Linked DNA regions of Mus musculus: region 2 is linked to region 1. Evidence: chromatin contacts called from ENCODE Hi-C data. All regions are on one chromosome and are shown on one strand. The core of a region is the stretch at or near the end of the contact, and the rest is flanking DNA. Distances in the headings are between cores, read along the strand shown.

Evidence for each region. Hi-C counts contacts between places; a loop is a spot of excess contacts on that map.
Region 2: a loop to region 1 is called in a map of heart, with 4 times the contacts of the local background. The contact joins the enhancer-like site here to the promoter of Ebf1 in region 1. A Hi-C loop is called at or near these places in 6 of 37 maps with a recorded cell type or tissue (CH12F3 and heart).

What each region holds. Positions count from the first base shown.
Region 1 is chr11:44,616,833-44,619,397 of GRCm38, reverse strand. Ebf1 (early B cell factor 1) reads right to left here and starts at 1,298. Exons shown (of 16, transcript NM_007897.3): 1 at 1,086-1,298. The coding sequence starts at 1,219.
Region 2 is chr11:44,664,155-44,666,719 of GRCm38, reverse strand. All of the region lies in intron 6 of Ebf1 (early B cell factor 1), which reads right to left. Among named protein-coding and RNA genes, the nearest start is that of Ebf1, 47 kb to the right of the region's middle. Within about 2 kb of position 1,272, at least 3 of the 3 ENCODE cell types and tissues checked have a DNase peak (open chromatin) inside an H3K27ac peak, as active enhancers do; they include heart, where a contact is called at or near this core.

The DNA.
Region 1 (2,565 bases), core at 49-2,548:
CAAAAATGGAAAGATGGAACTACTCCCCATTCCCCTTCTGCACCCTTTATGTCTAATGGAGCCTGGGCCCACAAAGTTTTCCCCGAAGCCCAGGTGGTGGCCAGCAATGAAAAGGGCAAGGTACCATTTCTCACTTGGGACTAGGAGCCCCTGGACAGGGCACTGGGTGTGTCCAGGGAAGTTCCTCAAGTTGGTCTCCAAGAGCATGGCCTCCAAATCACTCAGTGTAGGATCTGGAGAGTGGGAGAGGGACTGGGGAAGGCCAAGGTGACAGTGGATGAGGGTGGCTTTTAGGAGATGTGAAAATTAAAGTTGGAAATCACTATTCTACAGGCAGACTGAGAAAAACTGAAGGCTAAGAAGTGGAGAGAGGAGAGAGTAAAGAACCAGATAGGAGAAATAAGAGGAGACTCCAAGAAGAAAAATGGAGAGAGAGAGAGAGAGAGAGAGAGAGAAACGGGGGAGAGAGCCAGGTGAGGAAAGAGAAGAGAAAAACGAAGAGTGAAACTGAGAAAGAAGGGGGGAAAAGAGTGGAGAAGGACAAGAAAAAATTAAAGAAGGTAGAAAAGGGAAAGGAAAGATAGGGGGAAAGGAAAGAATTAAAGAAGGTAGAAAATAGAAAGGAAGAAAGGGGGAGAGAAGAAAATTAAGTAGGAAAAAAGAAAAGAGGGAAGAAGAAAAAGGAAAGAACTGAAGCGAAATAAAGGGGAAAGGAAGCGAAGAGAAGGAGAGGAAAAGGGAAAAATATAACCACACAGAAAAGAAAACAAGCGGTCAGAAAAGCGCAGCTATCCAACACCGAGCTGCAGAGACGCCTCTTCTGGGTTAAAACAAAACGAAAACACTCGCAGATGGGGCTGCGGAAAGTGCCGGCAAAGCTTGGGCTCGGCTCCCTCCAGCAGCTCGCTGATCTCTGGCCACCCGGCGACGAGTGCTGCGCAGCCGAGGAGCGCGGAGCTCGGGCGGCGAGCGCAGCGCAGCGGCAGACGCACTCGCGTGGCCAGGCCCCGGGTAGCCGCGCCGCCGTCTCCGGGCTCTCCCGCTAGCCGGTGGCCTCTCCTCCACGGTCCCCCAGCGGTACCCACCTCTGCGCCGCTGTGTTGGCGTCCAGCACCCCGGCGCCCTGCATCCACGTCCGCACCGCGTTCATGCCGCTGCCCAGCGGCTCTTCCTTCATACTGCTTCCACTCCGTTGGATGCTTTCCTGGATCCCAAACATGAAAACAACCTTTTCTTGTGGAAAAATCTCCTCCCCTTTGAAAATATTTGAAAAAAAAAAAAAGGAAAAAAAAAAAAAAACGCCAACCACAGATTTTTTTTTTTTTTTTTGAGTCGATGAGACTCGCGCTACATCAAGGCGGGCTGAAAAGCAAAATTTTTAAAAATGTAAACCTTCGCTCAAAACTGAGCGATAACAAGGAGGGGGGCGAGGGGAAAAAAAAAGAAAGGGAAAATCCAACGAAAAGACCAAAATTAAGAAAAAACAGAGATATATGCCTGGCTGTTGGGGGTTGTTTGGTTGGTTGGTTTTGAGTTTGGGTGCTTTTTTTTTCCTTTTTTTTTTTTTTTTTTTTTTTTTTTTTTGCTTTTTTTTTTTTTTTTGCCTTTTTTTTTTTCTTTTTGTAGTAATCACAGGCCGTTGGAGAACAGGAGGGGCTGGAGTTTCCTTTTGTAGCGGTACCTTCACTTGAAGAAGCAGGAAGAAAAAAAACCACCCTGATGACAATTTAAGAAACAATAGATACGACTCTCGAAGCCGGCTTGGCTACTTGAAGTGTCATTTTCCACAACCAGGCAAGTTTTTTTCTCTCTCTTTTTTCCTCCTCCTCTCTCAACCAAAGATGTTTCTTTCCTTTCCGTGCGTGTAGATGAGGACGCTGGTTGCTGTAGACAGATACACCGGAGGGGGGGGGGGGAAGGGGAGAGAGAGGGAAAGAGGAAGGGGGGAGGGAAAGAGATAGAAAAAGAGAGGAGAGGGAGAAAGAGAGGGGTGGACCCTGCTGGATGGAGATTCTGTTTTCTCCTTGCTAAAATAGAAGTGATTTGCAGGCTCTCCCTGTGGAATCCAGTTTGACTCTCCCCAGAGCTAAACACAGGCACACTAACCCCAAAGGGAAGGAGGCGGGGCCCTCGCAGCCTAGACACGCCCCTTCTTTGCATAACGTCATCCTTCCGCCTTATCACAGCCAATCGCAGCTCCCGAGCTGGCTTGTTCACAGAGCCTGGCCACACTCCCTCATTAACATCCTTCTCCTTGTGGCGCAGGGGAGCCGCCAAAGTTCCCGGCAAAGTGGCGAGCAAGGGATCTCTGAGCTCTAGCGTCTAAACTGGAAGGAGCGTGGCCTTAGAGAGCGAGAGAGGGGGCAGAGGGAAGGAGATGGAGGTATCCTGAGTCGAAGGGGTATGCACCATGGCAGTTCTTAAGCATCCCTTCCGAGCCCTGAGCGCGACGGAGGCGTACTGACTGCGTTCTCTTTGGGCAGACGCCTAGTCCCTTGCTTGCCTGTCCTGGGACTTCGGGGGCAAACGTGGAGGAAAAAAGGACTGACCAGGCAGAAAAGGCAG
Region 2 (2,565 bases), core at 23-2,522, 47 kb before region 1:
TCTCTTTCCCTCCCTCTCTCCTTCCCTCCCTCTCTCCCTTCCTCTCATCCCTCCCTTCCACTCCTCTCTCTTGCTCTCTCCATTGCTCTGACTCTACAAATCTCTGTGGATTTGTATCTGTCTCTCTTTTCTCCTTTAGGTCTCCCCCATCCCATCCCACCCCTCCCTCCATCTATTCCTCCATGCCCCTCTCTCTGTCCCTTCCCCTGTCTCTTGCCTGGGATTTGGATAGGAACTGATCCCTCAACAAAAGGAACCAACGAGTCTCTAGAAGTAGCCCTGCACATGGTGTGGACACATTGTGACCCTGTCAGTAGAGGCAGCAAATGTCCCCTGACAGTGTGGCCCTCAGATGCCCTCTCTTTTCCCTCTCTTCTCTTGGCCTAATGAGCCTCAATTACAGCCAAAGGCGTCTGGACAGTGCCAGGCTAAGAGAGGCCTCTCACAAGGAGCCAGGGGCATCATTTTAACAGGTGTGTGTGTGTGTGTGTGTGTGTGTGTGTGTGTGTGTGTTCACTTCTAACTAGTGACATCTTCCGGCTGTTGGGTTTGGCCCTGGGTTAGGGGTCAGGATCCCTTCTTCCTTGCTGGGGCCCAGAAACCTTGCAAGGAAAGTCAGCAGGTCCCACAGGTCCCGAGAGGGCACAGGGGCCAGGGCTGGCTTGTCTGTGCCCTTTTTAATACCACATTCTAGCAAAAAGAAAATTCTGAGCTCTGACTTTAGAGCCTTTGACACATAATTGGTAGCCAATTTTCCTAAGTGGTGAGTCAATTTTCTGCTTGTGAAATGTAACTTTACCCTGGTGAACACCGGGCCCCAGGGTTTTCAATGTGGCTTAACAGCAATTATATGAATGTTAGGAAGGGGGGGAAGTGTTAAAGTCTCTGCATTTGCATTTGTACGTGTTTTTACCTCTTAAAGGCATAGGAGATATCTCCTAACCAACTCACCCACGGAAAAACCCACCCAGAGACAGGCTCAGGATATCCTGGGAAAGAAAACCACACTACAAAGGGTACCTTTTTTTTTTTCCTGCAAATATTCCAACCAGTAGTGAGATGTAATTGGTTGGGGGTGGCATTTAGGAGGTCAGTCATAGCATGGGTTCCTAGCTCCCCTCCAGCTGTTTTCTTTGCGTGCGCCCTAACCTCTATTACTCTGCCCATCCCCACCTCTAAACAAATACCCGGTGGCGCTGGGCCCCTCCCCTTTGCAGGCTAGTCCCCCACCCCCAGGCTGCTCGGCTCAGCTCCACATTTGCTGTGCGACTCCGCTTTCACTGGCGACAAACTGGAGCCGGGGCCTTTCCGTTCAGGAGGAACTCGCTACGTGTCGCTAACAACAGCACAAACACCGACTGCCCGGCTCTGGGCTCCGCTGCCCACAGCGCACTCGGCACCAAAGAGCCTCAACTGTAAGAAGTAATTCATGAGGTCCCACAAAGCCACTACTGAGAGTCATGGAGCAGGGGGGTGAGAAAAGGGGTGTTCCTGCTCCTGGGGCCTCCATCCCTGCAGATCTGAGCTGCAGTAGTTACATTCACAGCCCAACACAAGCAGTTTGTCCATGTTCGGTTTATCTCATGTTTTGTTTTGTTTTGTTTTGTTTCCTCTATGGAGACAAACCATCTCTATCTTCCATTAATCGTGCTTTTACATTTCCATCCAATTTATTAATAGGATGCTCTCACAGATATAGTTTACATATTTGTTGATTACGTGGACTTAGTTTTTACGTTCATTTAGTTTTGGACACTTTCACACATGTATCTAACAGAGTCTGCTCACAGAAGTCCCTCTGCTCTGGCTAACCCACCCACCATTCTCTTCTTCGAAATAAATCCCCATTCAACTTACATGTCTTTTTGTTTTGTAACCCACCATGTATAACTTTGCCCACCCTCAACCTTAGTCCTAAAATGCACTCTTTGGCTTTATCCAAAATACAAAAGTCATGCCACAATCATGTATTTCCACAGATGTGAACGACACCTACCCACACTGGCTCAAGCTATACTTGCCCATAAAAAGACAGAGCACTGCTGTGAACTTTTTTGGGAAACTTGCTACATTTGTTTCAAAAGACACATGTATTGTAACAAAATAAAAATACTGGGGAGAGACTGACTTTAGAAGCATATATGAGGAATAGGTTTTTTTTGTTTTGTTTTGTTTTGTTTTGTTTTTTTTAAGAACTAGGCTAGGAAACAGAGTAAAGTAACAAGAGTAAATTATATTTAGAGGTCACTAAACGGGAAGAAATACATAAGAAAAACTTTCCCCAAAATAAGAGAGACAGCATGCCAATACAGGCATTTCAGCACGTGTCCTAATTTTGGAGAGGAGGATAAATAAAAGAGTTAAATGTAGAAAAGAAACCGACTGTGGGACTCCTAATTCTGAAAGATAGAGAAAAACAGCCAATGTGCAAACACACCTGTGAAACTTGGTAACAGAGCCTGTGTTAAAGGCAGGATTGCCCCATCAAATGAGTCTCCCAGAGACTCAGTCTGCAGCTCCTGGGTTCAGTGTTTAGTAAAGGGCTTCCCTAAATCCCAGCCACAA